Linked DNA regions of Mus musculus: region 2 is linked to region 1. The links are chromatin loops, found by intact Hi-C in ENCODE. Cell type or tissue: left cerebral cortex. All regions are shown on one strand. Each heading gives the region's core, and the rest is flanking DNA. Links, peaks and the distances in the headings are about the cores only. Region 1 overlaps Unc5d (unc-5 netrin receptor D). Region 2 overlaps Unc5d (unc-5 netrin receptor D).

Evidence for each region. Hi-C counts contacts between places; a loop is a spot of excess contacts. Peaks named below come from ENCODE experiments on the same cell type or tissue, not always from the same donor. Only the 100,000 strongest peaks of a DNase experiment are listed, where the experiment ranks them.
Region 2: a loop joins it to region 1, with 5 times the contacts of the local background. A loop is called at or near these places in 3 of 42 quality-filtered maps.

What each region holds. Positions count from the first base shown.
Region 1 is chr8:28,640,909-28,652,467 of GRCm38, reverse strand. It overlaps Unc5d (unc-5 netrin receptor D), which reads left to right. Exons shown (of 18, transcript NM_153135.3): 18 at 1-5,751. Among named protein-coding and RNA genes, the nearest start is that of Gm32505, 52 kb to the left of the region's middle. In left cerebral cortex, for the core only: no CTCF peak of the experiment used is centred there; DNase peaks (open chromatin) are centred at 4,878, 5,315, 5,787 and 7,254; H3K27ac peaks cover 1,360 bases.
Region 2 is chr8:28,866,437-28,877,995 of GRCm38, reverse strand. It overlaps Unc5d (unc-5 netrin receptor D), which reads left to right. Exons shown (of 18, transcript NM_153135.3): 3 at 2,357-2,500. Among named protein-coding and RNA genes, the nearest start is that of Gm32505, 170 kb to the right of the region's middle. In left cerebral cortex, for the core only: a CTCF peak has its summit at 7,159; DNase peaks (open chromatin) are centred at 3,429, 6,620 and 7,267; H3K27ac peaks cover 2,139 bases.

The sequences.
Region 1 (11,559 bases), core at 2,288-10,287:
AGTTTTGAAAACCAGATACACAACAATAAAGCCGGGAAGGCAGAGATTTAAGTGCATGCTTGGAAACAGGTTTTTAATGACTTGCCCCACGGGCCAGATGATCCTGAGACCAGATTTTCAGATTCCAACCGACTGGCATCCCAGAGGTTGGAAATCATAATAAGACTAGCTTTCAGAAGTGAAAGCAGATTGCCAACTTATTAGTAAGATGTCATCAATGTCAGGGAGGGCATTTAGAATTTAGAATCTGAGTACATGACACCAGCACTTATTATATGAGTCACTTAACAGAGACAAGATCAAGAAGGGAGATAGACCTCAAACTAGTTCTTGGTACCTCACCTTCATCCCCCACCCACCCACTCCCGAGACAAAACTCATTTCTCTCCTATCCTAAAAGATTGCAGTATGGAGACAGTAAAGAACATAGTTATTCATTTCAATATGGAAACATACTTCCTTTAACTCAACAGAGCAGGACAAACAATCTCTGTTCCCAGCCAAGCCACTCTAATGTCAGAGTGCTGTTATAATATGACTTATTCTATGGAGTGTTGATAAGAGAGGCTATACAAGGTCCAGGAAAATATATAGACTACAGATGTCCCAGGCTTTGAGTAAGCGCTGATTTTAGGAGATGGGTAATTAACCCAAGTTCTCCAACATTTTTCACATAAGAAATGTGTTTTGCTGTGTTTTTTGATCCAGATTCTGGAAATCTTCTAAACTTTTGTACTATGCTGTCATAGTATGTTTCAATAGGGCTTTAGGACCTCCTGCCATCGTCTCTCGGAAACTTACCTGATAGCCTTTCTGAGTAACACCTGAGTGAGTGAGTGAGTGAGTGAGTGAGTGAGTGAGTGAGTGAGTGAATAAATGTCTCCAAGGAAGAGAACCCTACCACACTTTCCTAGGAACCATACGCATCATTCAGAGAGACTTCTGTGCTCTGACTGCCTAGCCACACCATGTGTACTTTCTCCTTAACAGTATTAACTCATAGCTTTCATTTTAAGTTACATACACACACACACACACACACACACACACACACACACACACACCAATAGTATTTTAGAGAATTGAAATCTGTAGATTATTCACAAGCTTCATCTTATATTTTACGACACTTTTATATTTGAATACATCATTTTGACCAATATTCTGAGAGACTGAAGATGAACAGATATACTCTTCTTCTGGAGGAAGTTTTCAGTAACTGCCCACAAGGAGGACAACCCAAGCCAACCACCTACATTAACTTCCAGGCAGCTACTTAGCTTTTTTTTTTTTTGAGGATGATTACGTTTGAAAAAGCATGATCAGAAATAGGACAAAAAAGAATCCTTGGGAATGAGGACATGACATGCTATTGTTTTTATAGGTCCTTTGTGTGAAAACAAATGCTCGCAACCTCTTCCCAAGTGGAAATACCTAAATTCAGGTTGACGTTATAACCCCTTGGAACAGACATTGAAGAATTCTTGAATGTGTTAGCTATTTTTATCTAACGAGCATGTGATATATCAGGTCCTCCATATCACATAAAAGGCTTTGCCGTGTGCAAATCAAAAGAACCCGGGTTGCTTTGCTCAGGAATGAAAGGCTTACTCTATTGAACAAATGAATCATCTTCGAACTGACAGACTTAGTCAGAATGCCATATCTGGATCAGGAGAACACCATTTTCCCTTAGACTCAAGTTATTTATTCATCCTTGTGAAGAAGAAAGAGAAAAGGCATATAGAACTTCTTGGCATCACTGATAGAGTTTCTGGGAGAAGAGATGTAAATGGTTGATGAGCTACAAACCAGATGACGATGAACAGTAGGGTCGGGTGCGGGCAGAATCGGCATCACTTGTTAGGTAACAAACTATTTGCAACACACTCTAGAGAGATCCTATATTAACATCTATGTGGAAGATTTTTGTTTTACATTTCCTACCCTATCCACTTCTCTTCTTTCCCTTCCAATTGGCCTTATAATTGTTTATATGTTTTGTGAACCTACACACGTTCTTTGTAGATTTTTAACAGCTTTTTTATAATATTATAAACAGATAAAAAATTGTAACTGTCCTGGCATCTGTGTAGGTTATTTTAAGGTGAGGTAGCAGGAACAGCATGAAGGTTGGTCCCATGTGTCTGCAGTTGCCCCCATTAGATTCAGGTTTTGTGTTCTGTTTGTTTGATTTTTTTTTTTTTGGCCTGTGTTTATAAGTGCACTTGATCATAATATCACATGAGGTAATAAGGGAGGCGTCAACAGGAGTCACCTCACATCCCAGACCATGGTTCAGTGAGGTTCCCCTTGACTTTTTATGTTTCCTTCTTTATATCTATCTTATTTCTGCTAGGATGCTACACAGGATTTTAAAATAAATATGTCACATTCTGTGGTCTTTGAATGCCAGGGTTGTGGTATAATATTTTACAGTGAAATTTCAAAGAGAATCCTGGTCTGTGAGATTTACAGACCAAGGGATTGTGTGTGTCCAGGGAGGGTCTGCAGGTCTCAAGGCTTAGCTCACACTTGAACATGCAATGACTCACTGTGACCCCAAGCTTTTGCATGACTTTCACCTGTCACAGCTCAAATGCCCATCCTGGAAGAGGTTTCCACATTACTCTGGGCGCTAAATTCGGAAGTGTCACTGTCCTAGTGCAAGATAAAACAAAAATTAAAAGTGTCCTTAAATACTTAAAAACATAAATTTTTTACAAAAACAATCCTACTCAATGCCAAATTTCTCAGTGCTTGGAGACATTAAATCTATACTTTAAATATGAGTTTAAATTTTGCCACAAAAATGGTGAGATCCACAGGTTTGCTAGACTACAGCAGCATTACGTTAATTTACAGTCTCTACCACTCCACATACACAGTCTGAGTAGTTTACATTTGCATTCTTTAATCCAAAAGGAAACTTGTTCTGTGGTTTTAAATGCTACCTTCATTCACCAGTGCGGGTAGACTCATAAAACTCAGATGTACTTCCACAAAATTTTATTGGCCTTTTTGTAAGGGATGAAGGGAATTGAGATAGTTTCCTTTAAAGAGAGGAACTTTTCTCTTATTTTTATCTCCAACTGCTGTGGTCCTGGTATTTTTTTTTCTTCTTCCTCTTCATTCATTTGGCTATGAGAAGGACTATTAAGTCCAATCACACAGGGTTCTCTTTGGAGTAAAATATTTATTACAGTGATTTTGTTTCCTGGACAAAACAAACAAACAAACAAACAAAAAACAAACAAACAAAAAAACCCTCTAAATATCAAACATGAAAAGCAAAGCTAGAAAATTAAAATGGCGTGAATGGTTTTATACATTTTGACCGAATTTACCTGTGACTTTCAGAATGTTAACAACATCTTTGGATATGTTTCTGTTTTAGATTTTTCCTTTCAGATATTTTCAGTTTCTTGGTCTGCCTGGCCTCTGTAAATGTGTTGAATGATAGAGCTATCAGGCATGCTAAGGCAACACTCTCTGAGGTCTTTATTCCAGCAGAAATGAGGAAGGAGCTGAAAAACGTGCCTCTCTGGCCTACTGCGCGGCCCATTTTCATTCTATTGCTCATGAAGCATTGCAGAACCTGAACACTTAGTAACTCCCAAAGCCTGGACTACAGGTGACAGTCACAGCACCTGCAAGAACAAAAGCGTGGGCTTACCGATGGTGACCACATTTTATTAGCCCTTTGGTGTTCATTGTCATAGAGCTGTATTTGAACATTGATGCTTTGGGCCAAGACTTGAATGGCCACCGTTTCAATAGTTGCCACTGTTTTTGTCCGCATAGAGTTTTTCTGAACTACAACAAGCAAAACTGTATTTTGTCAAATGTCACAAAAGTGAAACTGTTACTAATCTTAGATGTGTTGCATATTTTGTGTTTCTTTTCCAAACTCTTTCACTAGCTGCGGTGACAAAGCTGTTTGGCTGTATTGACAGCATGTGGTGTCTTTTCCAGAAGCAACTCTAGGAGAGCCAGTGTCTACTGTGGACTCCTCACATCCCCATTACAGGGTCACCAACAAAACTGAAATGGCAATTTATATGCTGTAATTTTTTTTCCCTGAGAATCAAAGGGGATGGCGCCAGGCCTGGCTATTAGTCACTAGTGTGTAGTACTGTGATCAGAAGTAGGAAGTTTATCTTGCATAGAATAATTGTGGTTTTTGAGGCAGCTCCTCATTGCTTTTTTTTTTTCCTTTTGCTGTGAAGATCATGGATTTGGGGTGTCCTCACGAAGTGGGCCTAAGACAGTAACGTTGCAACTTCATGTCTTCGAACCTACCATGTATCTGAACCATGTATCTGAACCCAAAGATTAAAAAAAAAAAAAGGCAGGAAGCATCCTCGACAGGCCTAAGCTCCCTGCCCCTTATCAGTATTAACTTCAGCAGGAGTTATATCTTTTTTCCACAAAGTTCCACCATTTGATTCTATTATATATCAGAGAACCTGCTAATGACTTTCTTTTTGGGAATAGAAATATGTGTCAAATACTTTCACTAAAGGCATGGGTATAATGAATATGCCCCTTTGTTTCAAATTTATCTGACTCATTAAAAAAAAAAAAGAAGAAGAAAGAAAAGAAAAGAAATGATTCAGACCGAAATTCCAGAATTGGGAAAGTTGTACAATAACCTTAAAATTGGATACATTTCTAGTCAGTAATGAACCAACTAGAGTTCTGATGAATGCATGATATTTAAAGGGAATAAGCCAAATGTCATGCCACAAGACCCTTTCCCAAAACACAAGCATTCTGCTCAAATGTGGAGACAGCAATTCTAATGTTCCTTTGTTGCCAAGCATGGGGAGTGGAAAGATGGAGAATAACCAGGACACACCCACCAGGGCTTCCTGGGAGAAAAGCTGAGAACAGAAGCCCCCAACAAGGGCCTCTCCTAGATGCTTCCTGCTCCCATAGAAAACTTCTCGATAACAGGGAAATACCCAAGTGTCAAAATTCCACTATCAGGGAAACGGCTGTCTCCTTCTCTACACCACATGAAGAACAGAATTTCTGTTCTTCGTAACCAGGTCTGATTGGTACAGACACTCCAATAAATCATGACCTAGAAGTATTGTCAGCATGGACAGGTAGAGAAGTGCTGACTCATTTTCCTAAGCCCAAACTTGGAAATATGGGTGATATATTTCCCTCCTCCTATAAAGGAGAGTTTCAAACCTATTTCATTTTGTTCTGTTTATTTTGGGAAGGTACATGGGGGTGTTCTTTCAAATGATTCATTTAGTTTTTTCAAACCCATACCACTCTCAATGTTCATTTGATGTGTTCAAAGCCAAAAAAAATATGAAATAACATTTTAAGCAGAGCTGAACACTAACTCGGACATGAAGCTGAAGGAGTGAGCAAGCCACAGGAGAGGGTCTAAGCGAAGCATGGCCTTGGCTTCATACCACACTTTTTGTGCCTTGTATTATCAGTGTAAATTCTGAATGTTGTACAGTAAATACTTGGATGGACTCCTTAGCAAGGATGCACCGGCTTCTTTTTTCAGCACATGTACATATCTATAAATATATATACATATATATTTGGTAATGCCAAACAGCTATGTTATATTGTACTGAACAAAATGGCCCGTTTGGATGTTTTATGTAGAGTTTGCAAAAAAACCAAAATGGATGGTTATTGACTTTTCGAGATAAATGTACAGGCATAAATTACTGCTTACCAGTTATTTATGAATAAAGAGTCTTTTCTTGACATTTTAGGATATGATCCATGAGTGGGAATTTGAAATCTCAGTGAGGACTCTGTTCTATCATATTCTGGCAGGTGTTAGGCTATTCTCCCGAGGACAGCTTTCAAATCCTTTAAATGTAATGAAACTCACTTCTTTCTTTGGTCTCAGTAAAACACTGGGAGATGTTAAAAACAAATATTTTTTTTCAAGGAATTCCAGGCCACCTAAATACATACTTGCACACATATGTCTGTGTATACACACCCCTTTCTTAGGGATACAGCTTAGGGTTTTCTTGCTGAGAAAAGATACCATGACCGCAGCAACTCTTATAAAGGAAAAGATTTCATTGGGATTAGCTTACAGTTTCAGAGGTTTAGTCCATTATCATTGTGGTGGGAAATATGGTGGCAAACAGGAAGACATAGTGCTGCAGAAGGAGTTGAGAGTTATACATCTTGATCCACAGGCAACAGACAGAGACTAACATACTGGTGAGACTTGAGCTTATAAGACATCAAAGTCTACCCCCAACACAACCCCCAGCCCAGTGACATACTTCCTCCAACAAACTACTAAGGCCATACCTCCTAACAGTCCCTATGGTCCAAGCATTTATACATTTGAGTCTATGGAGGCCATTTATATTCAAACCACCACAGGTACTCCATGGGAATCGTAGTCTTTTTTAAGAATATAGGTTTAGAAATTCCAAGGGAATCGCACCCTTACCATAATTAAAAATCCTTTTTCATATCCCTCAAATTACTTTTATATAGCAGAGAACACACTCTGTAGGCTGGAAAGATGTCTCTATGATTACGTGTACTTGAGGATGTTCCAGAGGACCTAAGTTCTGTTTTCAACATCCATGACAATTAAATCACAACTGCCTATAACTCCAGGTCTATGGGATGTGTAACTCACTGTTCTGCCCGCCAAGGGTACCCACATACAGGTTATATACAGACAGCTGTGGATATATACACATAATTAAAAAAAAAAACCTTGAAAAAGATAGTCTCTGCCTTGCCATAGAAAAACAGACATTACATAGAATATTTATGAAAAGATAACAGGAAAATATATATAATGTTAGGCATTCCAACCACATTTGGCTGATTCTCTTTTAATGGTATTTAAAATATGACAATTACCCAGGCATTTAATAATGAAAATTTAGAGGGTTGAACTAAGCTGAAATAACATGGTCTACTCAAAAATATTTTCTAACTTATTTAAAGTAATTTGTGACGATAAAAAAAATTTAAACCAGTAGTTTCCCCAAAGCTATTCACACACACACACACACCACACACACACATGCCAGTAAAAAATAACCAAAATATTATTTTCATGCGAGTATAATAGGTTTGGTTGTCATACTAGTTTCATTTGTGAGGCCGAAAAATACAAAGAAGCACCATTCTCTTCCGCACAACCTGATGCACAGGTTACCGTGGTGTGTGCAGTGAATCTTGGAAATGGAAACATATGCCTAAACATTTTGGACCATGTAATCCTCCCTCCTCCACCATCTGATGGAACTGGTGGGTGGGCACAGGGCAGGTTTTCACACTATGTCTATAAGTTGCTCCAAAGGTCCTCTCTGACGATTGTGAGACTTGGATAGAGATTGAAAGCTGATTTAAAGTGTCTAAGCTACAGAAAAAAAAAAAAAAAAAGAGGAGGTGGTTTCACCTAACATAAACTGGGGAAATTAGTGCTAAAAAGGCAAAACCAAGCCAAATTTTCAGGTTTTTTTTTTTTTTCTGCACAGTTAAAACAAATGAATCTAATCTGAGTTGGCCAAAACAAATTTTAACTAGAGGACTGGTACAAATAGCATGGAGATTCAGATAAGATAAATCCAGATAAGGTTAAAGTTATAATTAATTAAAAATTAATTACAACATTTGCATACAAATTTCCAGGCAGCAGGCAGGTGTGTGCGCACATACTTCTAATCTTAGTCTTAGAAAACTGAAGCATGACGATTGCCCACTACTTCAGAGCCAACTTGGAGTTTGTGTCAAAGCAATGTGTGTGTGTATACACATGTGTATGTGGAGCGATTTCCTTCCTGAATTGACTCAGTTAGTGTGGGCTTTTCCTGTACAGCCAATATTGTGAAGATTTGATTATGATGGAAGCTTACTCATTCACTCAAAAAATATACTTAGTACTTCCAGCATGTAGCATTTGATAATAGGCATCATATGTAATGTTTCTGTTTCGTTTAGAGGAGAGTTATTATAGAATTTTTCATTCTTCACAGTTTGATAAGTGAACAAAAAGAAATGGGTAAAACCCTTAGTCCTACAAGCGACTTCCAAAGAAAAATAAGGTTCATCTCCATCTTACACGAGAAACACTTTGAAGAATAGTTATCTGAAAGAGTCTAACACCAGACTGGTTTGGATGGTAATTGAGCCTGCCATTCTCTGGATGTGTGACCTTGGCCATTGAGTCTGCTATTCTCTGGATCCATGGCATTTGCCAAGAAATTCATTACTTTTAAGAAGGGATAATTCTGTTGAGTTTGATGAGCCCAAAGAAAATGATCAGTGCTGACAATGAGGACTGTGTTAATGGTTTGGTTGGCCTTGCAAGCATGAGAACCTGAGTGCAGTTTCCAGGACCCGCCCAAAAAAGGTGTAATAGTAATTATCCCAGCTGATGACTGAGGAACCACACCCAAGGTCCTCTGGCCTACACACACACACACACACACACACACACACACACACACACACATTTGCACATACCCACTTACACACATGTACCTAGGCAAACACACATGGGAATCTAGCCAGCTGTCCTCATCTAGTTCTGACTGTGAAAAAAAAATTTATTATGTGACCATTGAATGGCTTTAGAGAGGCCACTGGTGAGACAAATACATATTTAAATCATATATATCATTAAAACAACATTTAAAATATAGGATTCTGGCATGCAATCAGTGCTCTGACAAGAAGCTGAATGCTTCCTGGTTTTCAGATAACCAAAGACCCCAAAATTGGATGTGTGCATAAACCGAATGATGAAGATCTGGCTGAGCACATCATCTGCCAGACTTTTCCATTATAAACAGGACATCCAAAAATGATGCCCTTGAAAGATATTGAGTAATATTGACTCAAAGTCCATTGACTCACTGACTCTCAAGTCAAGAGATCACATAGCATCAAATAGCATATACCACAAAATTGGTAAGCACAGAATATTGAGGGAGAGAAACACTATATGTTGCATGTTACAGAAATGACACAAGTTACCACTGAACTAAGATTTAGATATGATTTATTATTGATGCTTTATATATAACATTGTATAACAAATTTCATTATTTGTTGCTGGAAATAGCCACCATTTATTATTATTATTATTATTAATACATTTTGGATCTTCATAATCTGAGCCAAGCTCACCAAGTCTTTTGAAACTCAGGTATTTCTCAGTGGCCTCACAAAATCAGCACACACACACACACACACACACACACACACACACACACACACACACACATATTTAGGAAAATAGAATCCACTCCTTGATATGAAAGGTTACAAAATCAAATCACAACTAGTATAAAAGTTACAGGAAGTGTTGGAGAATTTGTATCATGGTTTTCATTTCCCTGTCAGAATTTTTCAGACAAAATAAAGATGGAAAAGCACCCCAAAAAACATCATTCATAAACATATTAATGAGAATTTCATTCATAAGAGGCTACCATGATGTTTGTGCTTTTAATTAGTATAGCCTATGCTGTTTCTTAGATTAGCATGTCCCAGACTTCATGGTTTTGTTAATAGGAGGTGATTCTGTGCTTTGCTATGCGGGGAAAAGCTAATTTACAGAGGTGTTTTCAGGATGAGTCTTCCTCTCAGAGTACAATCAGTGATTGTGTAAATACCTTCCACATGTTTGGCCTTTCACAAGGATTTATAACTTTAACCCTCTTGTGATCACATGAAGCCACCATCATTACTAGGACTAGTTTACAAGTAGGGAAACTAAGAAAAATGAAGTTATGTTAATATACCATGTAATCACTCAGCAAAGGCTACTAACCTTTTTTGGATATTTATCAGCTTCTTAGCACATTGAGTAACAGCTCAAAATTCAATTCAGAGATTTCAGTGTTTGCTAAAGAGATACAAAAGAGAAACTACATCTTTCACTCTGAATTATTTAATTGAAGATAATCCATATTCCTTTCAGTATTTTGTTTCCTTATCTAGTTACCCATTTTCTTGCAAATCACTGAACTTCATACATCTGAACATTTAAGTCCATACCAACAGCGTTAGCATTTTGCTTCTTGCCTGTGAATGTTTGATTGCATTTCCCTATGACTCATTAGAATTTATCCTTAGAACTGACAAGGGGTTGTCAATACTTTGCTAAACCTCACAACGACTACTTTAAAACCAAAAGGCTGGAGGCATCTTTAGAAACAATTAAATAACTTGTCAAATAATCCTGCTCTCACTAAGCTTGGAGCCAAATCCAGTGTGTCCCTTCCTTCCCGAGAATGGTAGAAATCCAGCCATAAATACAATGCCGCCCAGGCAAATGAGATACTCTGGTCTCTGGGCTTCGGTCTCAGATAAATCACTTATACTCTGAGACATGGCTTCCCCATCTTCAAAATCAGCATCATCAATATCCCTGAACAAGAATTGAGTTAGAAAGAGCATTTTTGTTTCTAGTAAAGGCATTTTCATTTATAGTAAAATGAAAATATCACATTGACTATTGATGCATAAATAAGTCATAATTTAGTTATTTTTACCATCTGGTGAGAAATCCTCACGCAAACTTCCAAGTGATGGCCACATGCCCCTTCACTCCTTCTATCCCAGAGTTGAATGATTTTGCTAAAATATGCGGGACCAGAGGACCATTTCTTCTCCTAACATCATTAACCTAAAATTCCAAACACTTTAGTCAAGATTATCAATGTGTGTATGTTCTTGGCAAGTTTATAAGTAAAAGGATACAAAAACGCCAAGTGAGCCATCTATTTACCACCAATGAAAAGTATGCAAGCTTTTGTGTATATTTTCAGCTCTAACGGCCCTCTGTAGTTATTTCCTCCTAATGTCCTTTAAAATCTAGGCAAACAAGGAAACTCATTTCACCATTTAATTGTGCCTTCTGTTTTCTTTCTTCTTTGCTCAGCCTGCAAGCTTATTTTAAAATAATATTTATTATGTACACAATAAATATGAAAGGGTACACTATAGTAGGCCATGGGAATACAGCAGTTTACTGAATATCCCTGTCTCACAGGTATTTCATGTTTCTGTAAAAGGAGAAAATAAAGAATAAGAGAAATACCAGAAAAGAGAAATAGGCTGAGAGGAAGAATAGGGCTTCCAGGGTGTAGCACCGATGATATGTTAAGACAGGAATATCAGGCAAGATCTAACTTAGCTTTTGACTAAGTAGATAAACAAGATATCTTAGGGTTTCATTGCTGTGAAGAGATACCATAACAAAGGCAGCTCTTTAAAGGACAACATTTAATTGAGGCTGGCTTACAGCTTCAGAGGTTCAGTCAATTATCATCCTGGTGGGATTATGGCAGTGTGCAGGCAGACATGATGCTGATGGAGCCGAGAGTTCTACATCTTGAACCAAAGGCAACCAGGAGGAGACTGTCTTCTGCAGGCATCTGGGGAGAGGGTCTGAAAGACTACACTGGGTGGAGCTTGAGCACTAGGAGACTTCAAAGCCCACCTACCCCATGACACAAGGCCATACCTACTGCAAACATACCACACTTTCTAATAGTGCCACTTTCCATGGGCCAAACATTC
Region 2 (11,559 bases), core at 2,319-10,318, 230 kb before region 1:
TCCATAGCAGCTGGACTGATTTACATCCCCACCAGCTAAACATATTGTTTGATGGCCTGCTTTACAAAGGACATGTGTGTTGTGACTCAGTAAGCATCCCCAGCACACTACCGTGGCTGCCCCCTCTCACCTGTAGTATTGTATGATCCTTTCTACCCTGCTTGCCTCTTCAAAACTGGTTATCCATTTGTCTTAAGTTGAAGAGTAGGATGTAGGCAAGCTCTCCCCTATATCAGTTCACTCCTTAGCATTAACACTCAACTTCTTTGCTCTCGAGAAATCCACAGATTGCAGGACACAAATCTTTAACAAAAGAAGAATTCAACATATTGGAGCTTTCCATCAGAGGAAATGTGGATGGTTAAAAAACACCAACAGGATGAGTGTTGTGTGGTACCTCCTCCAAACTTAGGAAGACTACCTCAAATTGTCCATGATGTTTTATGAGTCCATAACAGTCTCTCGTCACATATTATGAATAATACGTTTTTGACTGGGTGGCATGGGTGTTCTCCATGTGATTAGTTCACCTCTGTTCTTATTTACCACCAGAAGAGGTAGACTTGTATCCCACTTCTTCCTTGCAGAGCCTTTGGCTCATTTGAATTGGAATGACCCCATCCCCCAACCCCAGGCTTTTTTTCTGCTACTTTTTTTTGTTTGTTTCCTTGTTTGTTTTGTTTTCTTTTGTTTTTGTTTTTTGTTTTTTTGTTTTGTTTTGTTTTTTTCAATTGAAATAGATTCTTCTCTAATACAATTTGAAAGTACATTCTGCTCCCATACAACCCATCCTAAGCAGTTTCCCCTCCCTTTACTCCTCCCAGCTCCCTATCACCTCACCTCTCCCCCCAGTCCCATCCTCCCCTCCCCTCTGTTTTCCTTCAGAAAAGAGCAGGCTCCAAAAGACAACAACCAATCACAACAAAACCGGATACAAGACAAGGCAGATTCTTCTGAATTCTTTATTATTTTTAAGGGAAAATAATCTAAATTAGGCATTTAATTTTGCTTCAATTCTTTCACGTATTCGACTTATTTCCATGATCAGGAACAAAAAATTTGAGCACAGAGATAAGCTTTTCATTGTGAAAATAACCTCAGTATTAATTTATAAGGCAGAAGCAGGGGATAACCACAAAATGCTCCCTCTGTAAACCATAGATGTGAATGAATGACTCTCATCTCTCTAAGTCATGGGATGTTTTTGTCTACATCATGGGGATAGAAAAACATATCCCATCTTTGGGAGATGTGCACATATAGTGAATAAAGATCTCTAGGGCTCACTGTGGTGCTGGGCTTCTATGTTCAAGCTTTGAAGAAGCATGCTTATAATGGCGGCCAGTGTCAGCCAGTGTCTGTGGGACAGAAAGGCATGAGAACTAGAGACTGGGACCTTACTTGTCATTAAGTAACTAAAGGAGCTAGAAGGAATATCCACTTTCATCCCTGACACTCCATGAAGGTTAGCCAACCTTCCCATATGCATAGAAGGAGCCCAGTGGTCCTTGGCCAGAAGAATGAATGAGTTTGAGCTCCACAGTTACACGTACCAAGCCTATTCCTAATGATTAGAAGGACAATGCAGAGTCATAAAAATCTCATTGAAAGGTTACAAGTCTTCAGCTTTATCCTAGCTCAGGTGTTTCTTTTCTGCTGTTTCTATAACCCTTGCTCCATCTTCTCACAGCACTACTCTGAGAGTTTTCCTTGGTCCTCTGTCTGGATTCTTAGACTTATAGATCAAGATGGCTGCTTCCTTTCTGTCCTGTCCATTTGCTTTGTATCCTTTAGACTTTGTTCTCAAACTTTGATGCCACTATTTGTGCCATTTCTTGAATTCCTGGTCTGTTTCTCCCCCCACCCCCCGTCTTTCTCTCTCTCTCTCACGCACACACACACATACATACACACACATACTTTTCTTTCAAGCCACACCATTACAGTAACCCTTCCTTGGCTACAAAACCCTGTGATGACTCTAAGATCAACTTAAAACTCTGCCCTTGGGCTTACTATATGGAGATGATTAGGTTCTAGACATTAACTTTGGTACATATTCCTCATAGTACATTTTATACACAGACTGAGAGCCCTGAGGGCACCAGGTCAATGAAAGAGGGATGCTATTCTATTGTACTGCACTGCATTAGTTGATAATACTTTGTGTGTGCACTCTACAGCCTACTCAGCTAGTGGAATTTAATTAGCAGTAATATATTACTGTCACGGTAATTAAAACCTTGCCTTGATTAAAAACAGAATTGTTTAATTAAAAAGAAAAGGTTTGGCTGGCCTTACCTTTGTGATTGAGGAGTACAGTTGCCTCACCTAATGTTCTCCGTCTGCCCATCAGGCTTGAAGGTCCGGGAAGTGTTTATCAATGTCACCAGGCAGCAAGTGGAGGACTTCCATGGGCCAGAGGACTACTGGTGCCAGTGTGTAGCGTGGAGCCACCTGGGAACGTCCAAGAGTAGGAAGGCATCTGTGCGCATAGCCTGTAAGTACCTTTGGGGGTGATCTGTGCCCATAGCCTGTAAGTACCTTTGGGGATGATCTTTGGAGGCGACCTGGGGTCTTAGGAGTCTGAACATGGATTAAATACAGCTGAAGAGCTCTGTGAATATATCCTGGTCTTCTGCAGAATGTAGATGAATGGGAAGCAAGATGGACTTTTCCAACTTCCAATAAATTTAGTTCTTAAAACTCTCCTTTAAAATGCTTGGACATTTTCTGCAGAGGATAATAAGCAACTCAGTTTGCCTAAGAGATTCTTCCCGAATGTTCAGAGCTCAAATGTCTTCACACTGCCAGGAAAATGTGTTCCAGAGAAAAAAAAGCCCACACAAATGCACTCTGCTTCTCCCCATCAATGTAGGCTCACGGGGAGCCTACATGGGGCGAGCTGAGTGATGGCTGTTTATTCTACTTTCCAGCCCATCTGCAAAAATAAGGCATTAAAAACATTAGAGGGTTTTTATAGCCCGCTGTTAAGTCCTTTCTCTGCTAACCTTAAATCATGAAAATGGGTTTCAAAACTATATTTGTTTGACCCAAGTATAACTTTTAAAAAAATATATAGTTGAAAAATGATGAGAAATAAAAAGAAAGAAAGAAAGAAAATTGCTTTTCTGAGGAGTCCAGGATTTCTCTATCCTGTTTCAGCATCTATGTCTTTATAATCTGAATATGATTTATAATATGTAAACTTCTCCTCCTGTCCTACCCATTCCCATTAGCCCACCTCTGTAGATCCTCAAATTGCTCCTTTTTGCGCCTAGGACTGTTATAAGAAAAAAGGGGGGAAAAACTCAATAGAAAGAAGCTGGGAGGGGCAGGAGAGATGGTTATTGTTGTTTTATTCAAATCCTGCCTTTTGAGAGTGTCATAAAGAATATGGGACAAGAGGGATTTGTCTGAGGACTGGAGGAATTCTCCATAGCAGATGTTGGTGGCTTAGGGATTAAGAATAGGAGTGAATTGCTGTTTGCAAAGACATTTATGTTTCTTCAGAAACAAAATCTCCCTCTTAAAATATGCATTTTACCTTCATAATACTGGCGATTTGGGAGGCCTCTCCTGGACGCCATGTGAGTCCTCCAAGACCAGGAAAGAGAGGTCACCTCATAAGCTGTACTCAATGTGAGAGCCTTGGGAAACATTTTTTCCAATACTTACTTAGTTAATTAAAATTAGCCAACCAATATTTTATGATGTTAACGTAGCAGGTCAACCAGGAGAGGGAGTGTGTTTGCATTCATTTGTCCCATAATAAGTCCAGTTCTGTGTTCCCATGTGGACTCACAGAGGCCATCCAGATCCCTAGTCAAGGCGGGGTATCTGTAGTGCTCAATTCAAGCAGAGAAGAGGAAACAGCATGAGAGTATTCAACCCTGGCTCACTCAATTTCTGTCTTCTGAGCTCCATTCTCCACCCCCACCCCCACCCCCACTCATCAGCCTTCCTTCTCCAAGGTCCATGTCGCCTATCCTTTGAACTATTATCAATACAGGTTTCCCAGTCTGTGTCCATCTCTTTGGTTGTCTCCCTCAGTTGTCCTGATTGCCATGTGTCTATCAGAACCTCATGTTTGGTTCACAAAGCCCATCAGAGATTGGTTCACACCCACCTGTTCTCATCTCTCATCACGTGGACTATACTCCACACACTTTGTCCTTTCAAATGCATGGTTGCCACACATGTCAGCTTTGCCTTTCTGACACACCCCATCCACTAGTGCAGTCTGCTAATTTGCATGTGTAGCGGGACAGGAGAGAAGAGCCTAGACTTCACATCCCTGCTCCATTTCCATTTCTGTTCTGCATCGCCTTAGTTTTGTACAGGTGGAAAGCATAGCTCATTTTCCTCGGTCTTAATATCTCCATATGTGAAACCGTACCTATTTCCTGGAGCTGTTCTGAGCATTGCTGATATACCCGAGTACTAATTATGTAACCTAACAACACCAGTGAATACTCTCCAGCTATGACCTGATGCCCTGTGGCATACCTGATCCTCTCCTGCACTGTTTCATGGGCTGGTCTTCACTGATGCTTACTGACTGAGTCTTCTAGGTTTGCCTCTACTGTGCTGACCCTCTCTGCATGATAAAATAAGAGATTAGGAAATATTAATAATGGAAAAGGAATTTTTCATTATGTCACTTTCCCTTTAATCATTTGACCTTCATAGACGTCTGAGATCCTTTTCTGATAATAATCTTGTGATTCTCTCTAAAGATTTTAAAGGAACTGTACTTTTCATATGATAAGCTCATTTGTATATAAATATTTTTTCAAGCAAAAATGTTAGAATATCATTATAGCCCGTATTATACAATTCACTTAATGAGTTCTCTAATAGTGTTTCCAACATATTTTTAATTTCTTCCCATGTAGCAAGTTAGAGGCTCTTTAATTTATTTAAAATTATTTATGCAAGCCAAGACATGATTTGTCATTAAATATTGCATTTGACTTGGGGACCAATGTGTATTAAAATGTAAATTGAAATTTAACTAGTGTAATGGCATCAAAAGTGTATGTGGGGGTGCCTTCAGGATCTTACTTGGATGTTTTATTCGCTTGCAGGAAAAACATGTTTAAAATGATTTTCTATTTTTATTAGACTGAGAGAAAAGAGTTCTGACTTTTGCGTGTAAGTACTTCCTAACGAATAGCACATTGCACATGAGGATAGTCCTCATTCTGAATAAATGAATAGGCAAATTAGATATAATTGTTACAATGTTTCTTCTTTTTAAGATTGTTTTTTAAGTAATAGAGGCATCTTAATGTGCTAAATAATCATTGGTAGATAAATGCAGTTTATGAACGTGAGGACCATCATCCGAAGGGACTTTACAATTTACTGTCATCTTTATAGAATTCAATAAACCGTTCTGTTTCAGCATCTGAGCCCCTTATGCTTCCTGCATTGAGCCAATGAGCCATTAAGGATTTAAAATTTTTTAAATTGCATTGGGCAAAAGCGCCAAGGCAACTGGGACGTCGAGCTGGGGGACATATTGACAGGAGCCTCTTGATGTGATCAGGGTTACTAATCTCTACGAAACACCAGGAGGTTCTCTGGATGCTGCTGCTTAGAGATGGTTTGATTTTTAAGAGGAAGCAACACTGAGAAAAATCTCCTGTTATTTTTTATGATTCATCTGTTCCTCAGAGTGGACCCTATTGGAGGTAAAAGTTACAGATACCGAGCACTGTCTTCTATGATACTCTGGATTAGACTATGGAAATATGATAAATGTTGTAAATTATTTATGCTTATATTATTTATTATTTAGTTTGCTATCTACTATGTGATTGTATAATATGGTTAAGGATTTTGTGAGTCTGTAAGCAGATATCATTGGGATATCTTGCCTAGGAACAAGATTTCCATAACTCCACCGTGCACCATCATGTCAATCAGCAATCAGCATGGTCCTCATCTAATGCTGAAGATTCAGTTCAAATAATTCAGGAAGCCTAGTATTGGGTCTCTAATTGAGAATTTCTATTGAGCTTCCTGAATGTGAGAGCTGCTAGTTGATGAACGCCCTGTACCTCCAGTCCTGAGAATTTATGTAATATTATTTGAGGCATTTCTATTTGCCCCATTTAGGATTTCCTATGCCTGCTTTGTTCAACGTGTTGCCAAAAGATAAAGACCGTGACTGAAGGGGAAGGTCATCTAGCCATTACCAAAGTGGAACAGAGCCCCATCTGTCTGCCCATTGTATTCCCTTGCGTATTCTTACTGCTAAGCCCTGTGAGTTGCCCTCTGTTAAATAGAAACGGGAGAATCAAAATAGAAACCTTTATGTGCATTTGAGTACTTTCTTGAGGGAAATGGCAGTTGTTTTCCTCTTTCATTTCTAAGTCAGTTGTGAACCTGAACCGCCTCATGGTCAAGTTCTACTGTGTGTACGCTTCTTATTGGGAGCCAGTGTGCTTGTCATCCGCCTTCACTAAGATCCCCCTTAATCACACTAAGGCATGAACAGGGAGAAATTGGCTGGCCACCAACTACAGGGGGCTGGAAATAGCAGAGACCTAGTTACCAAAGTGAGTTTAGGAAGGTAAAAATAGGTAAATAAAAGCAGCCTACATTGACCCCCACCAAGCTGGCAGAAGCCTGTCTCCAGGGAACAACTCCCACAGGCCCTCCCTCATCCGTCTGCTTCACTTGGGCTGGAAGATACGTCGTGCTGTGGCATCTGCTGCTGGACTATTGTCAAAACCAGGAATACTCAATCATTCCTAGTTGTTTATTTTCATGGGTGAACATTTGGCAGCTTAGCCCTCTCTTTTATTCTCTGTTTTTCTTTCTCTCCTTCATCTGCTTATAAGGTGTTGTGCCTGTAGCATTAAACTCTTAGTCAAGGAAACCCTTCTTGACACTTGGCTACTTTACCTAATTTTGTACTGAGAAGGAACTATCCCTGTCCTATAATTGAGCCTGTTCTAGCAAGTTGGACATTTGGAAGAATACACAGTAGGAAATCACTATTTTGTTGATTTTTTTTTAAAAAGGGGCATAATTTGAGACATGCTGAATAAAATGTAAATATGATGTTTATTTGAGATGCTTCTAAAATATCTATGCAATTGTGGCAAGGAATGAAGAAATTAGAAAAATCTCATTTACAGCCACAGGGTGCTCTATACTTGCATGCTGGAGTGAAACAGGATTATTTTATTTTTCTTTTGGAGGTGGTTTCCTTTTGAAAAATCAGAAAAGAAAAAAAAAACTATTCAGTTGTCTCTATTGTGCAGCGCAGCTTCCTGGCTTCAGTAAATAATTTCATATGCTGGGAACTGCTGGGGCCTCTGCCTCCTGCTAGCAACATTAAATATGGGGATAAATAAATGTTCGTATACTGTAAAATTTTCAGGAGTAACCTCTTTTGCCTGCCTTGCCCCATGACGTCCTTACAGGTGTGCTGCGCTCCACCTGAGTGAGTGAGTGAGTGAGTGAGTGAGTGAGTGAGTGAGTGAGTGAATGAGCACCACTTAGATTCTCAACCTGTGGTTCACAGCCTCTTTGTGGGGGGTCAAGTGACCTTTTCAGATGGGTCACCTAAGACCTTCAGTGAACACAGATATTTATATTGTGATTTATAACATTACCAAAATTTCATTCATAAAGGATCAAGGAAAGTGATTTTATGGTTGGGGGGTCACGACAACATAAGGAACTGCATTAGGAGGGTTAAGAACCACTGTCTTAGATGCTTGGGTATAAATTCTTAGGCTCAGAGGTATAGGCTGCTTTCCCTGTCTGTACTTTGCCTGTGTTCATTATTGTCCCAGAGAACATGCATAGGTCCATCTCCCTGTCTCTGACTCTTTATTCGTACGTTATGCCCCTATTGAAGGATTATCCTACTTGTTGCCTTATACATAGACACCAGCATAACAAATCTGTTCACCCCACTGACCTCAACAGCCTCTTAGACTAATTTGGACATCCAAGAGCCTACTCTGGTATCCAGCTTCCAAATTTTATGGATTCAAGTTTCCATTTCTGTCTTCCCACAGAATTTTTTTAGGACTGTTATCATGATATTTGTAATCACAATTATTTTGAAATTACCTGTGAATTCATTCTATATGTAGATAGATACAGAGAGATAGATAGATATAGTTTTTTTTTTTCTTTTTTCGAGACAGGGTTTCTCTGTGTAGCCCTGGCTGTCTTGGAACTCACTCTATAGAACAGGATGGCCTCGAACTCAGAAATCCTCCTGCCACTGCCTCCCAAGTGCTGGGATTAAAGGCATGAGCCACCACCTCCCATCTATCTTTTTATATTTTTGAACTGCCTCAAGGTTCCACCGTTATTACCTTCACTGTTTTGACTTCCAAGTCACAAGCAGATCTTATTGTCACCTTTGTAGTGGGTACGTCTTGAACAGCAATGCTATTCATGTAAAGCTTAACTCCTCTTCAGAAAAAGGCATCTGTTCATTGTTCATTGTGATGATGTCCAGCTGTCTGACTTTCTTGTGAGTCTATGGCTAATAAGAACATGGAAGAGTCATCTTTGGCTTCCCTTATCTGGAGATGACTGCATACTGTCAGCAGTGCAGTAAGCAGAGGCCAAAAGGGAATAGAAGAGATGAAACATTACAATCATGTTACACCATGTATTACATATGTGACCTCAACTGTTTACACTGTCTGCTCTGGTCCAATATTCTCTGTCCACATACTCCTACATTGTGGGAAACAGTCTTCAATACCTTGTATGAAATGCACACAAGTTTAAAGCCTTAATTTCTCTTTTTACAGCAAAATGTCCCCTAAAGTTAAGAAAGGCAATAAGCTAGCTTTCTTCTAAAGATCAATCATTTCCCATAACCATACATTAATCTATAAGATATAAGATACTACTGAAGGATGTGAGAGGCTTAGTTTCGTAATCATATTGTAAGCTGCATAAAATCATCTAGTCAAGGAATGTATGTTTGCTAAAGTACAGCTGCAGTCCAGTAGCGAGGCTGCACACTGTGGGGTGCAGTTGTATCTACCTGAAACCATGCAAATGCTGTTTGCTTGTCAAGCCCAGTGCTAATGAGTGTCATGTTTGCACAGATGTGCCATGGAGACTTACAGAAGCAGATCTGGGAGCATGCTTTCTGAGCCCTAGTGTACAGTGAGCAAAGTTTGGTGTTTAAAAGATAAAAGTTTGGACCAGGAAAATCAGTCTTTTGAAGCATGTGAAATTATATGGAGCATAACACCTGTGAGCCAACTCTGAAAACTCAGGCCATATATGTAGTAATTGGGTTTTTTTTTTAAGTGAAATAACTGGCCTTGGAAGCCTATGGATACCCTCAAATTCTATCATACAGGATTTAAAGAGTGCTGTTTTTACTATAAAGCCAGCAGCAGCATCTAGGTATTAAGGTCTAAGTATTAAGGTGACAAATGACTCTAGAGCCTGGAACCAGACATGACCAATGGTGGAGCAATGTTCCTGCTATAGAATCGCCTCGTGCACTATACATGGAGAAGAAAAGGACATACATCTGACAGTGACATTTGAGACTATATACTTACGTTAGATATCTAGGTAAGATGGCAGACAGGTTGCTTACAAATTAAACGATGATATCAAGAGTAAGTGGAGTCAGTTCATTGGTAGAGTGCTTACTTAGCATTCAGGAGATCCTACATTTGAACCTCTGCACTCCACAAACATCCTATAATCCCAGCACTCTGAAGGTGAACAGAGGTTCTAGGTCATCAAGCTAAATGGAGAGCAAGGCCAACATGAAGGCACAACTCAAGCAAATGTTTGACATAATGGTAGACCTTAACTGAGGTTACATCATAGTGCCTAGAATTTCCTTCAGCCATGTACTGAGAGTCTTCAGGTTAACACTGATACAGCTTACTGTTGCCACTCTTTCTGTGTTTATATCTCTATGATCTTGCCCCACTGAACCATGGGAAGTGTTCTGAGATTCACATCATTAGGTATTTTTGTACTTGCTTACCCAGGTTGCATGCTTCCATATGATAAGGAAATATGGAATAGGGCTAAAGCCAACCTACCCTGTGGAAGTATATTCTGAAGTAAGTATATTCTTAGTAAGTAGGAATTCACTTGAAAATTGCTACAAAAGCAAAGAAACATATATAACTGTACAAGTCAACTATATGTCCTGAATGTTTATACAACTGATCTTATAGCAAGCTTCTTTACAAAAGTTACCACAAACCCATGCAGATAGCTAGATCTGTGGGTTCACTGGCAACAGGAATTATTTAATTCTAGTATTATACACACACACACACACACACACACACACACACACACACACACACACACATATATATATATATATATATATATATATATATATATATATATATATATATATTAGATTCAGACTTGTGGAATTCTTTAATATAGTACCATGTCTCCCTTCACTGCCCTTACTTAAGTATATTTTATGATACTTAAGTAATTATGAGAAGAATTTAATAGAAAACTATTACCCAGAGAACCTGACAGCCTCTGGAACAGGCAGAAGCACAGAGGCGCTGAGGCAGCACCCTGTGTGGGCCGGGGACAGCCGGCCACCTTCCGGACCGGAGGACAGGTGCCCACCCAGCTGGGGAGGCGGCCTAAGCCACAGCAGCAGCGGTCGCCATCTTGGTCCGGGACCCGCCGAACTTAGGAAATTAGTCTGAACAGGTGAGAGGGTGCGCCAGAGAACCTGACAGCTTCTGGAACAGGCAGAAGCACAGAGGCGCTGAGGCAGCACCCTGTGTGGGCCGGGGACAGCCGGCCACCTTCCGGACCGGAGGACAGGTGCCCGCCCGGCTGGGGAGGCGACCTAAGCCACAGCAGCAGCGGTCGCCATCTTGGTCCCGGGACTCCAAGGAACTTAGGAATTTAGTCTGCTTAGGTGAGAGTCTGTACCACCTGGGAACTGCCAAAGCAACACAGTGTCTGAGAAAGGTCCTGTTTTGGGCCTTCTTCTTCGGCCAGGAGGAGGTCCAAATACAAGATATCTGCGCACCTTCCCTGTAAGAGAGCTTGCCAGCAGAGAGTGCTCTGAGCACTGAAACTCAGAGGAGAGAATCTGTCTCCCAGGTCTGCTGAGAGACGGTAACAGAATCACCAGAAGAACAATCTCTAAACAGAGTCAACTATAACTACTAACTCCAGAGATTACCAGATGGCGAAAGGTAAACGGAGGAATCTTACTAACAGGAACCAAGACCACTCACCATCACCAGAACCCAGCACACCCACTTCGCCCAGTCCAGGGAACCCCAACACACCTGAGAACCTAGACCTAGATTTAAAAGCATATCTCATGATGATGGTAGAGGACATCAAGAAGGACTTTAATAAATCACTTAAAGAAATACAGGAGAACACTGCTAAAGAGTTACAAGTCCTTAAAGAAAAACAGGAAAACACAATCAAACAGGTAGAAGTCCTTACAGAAAAAGAGGAAAAAACATACAAACAGGTGATGGAAATGAACAAAACCATACTAGACCTAAAAAGGGAAGTAGACACAATAAAGAA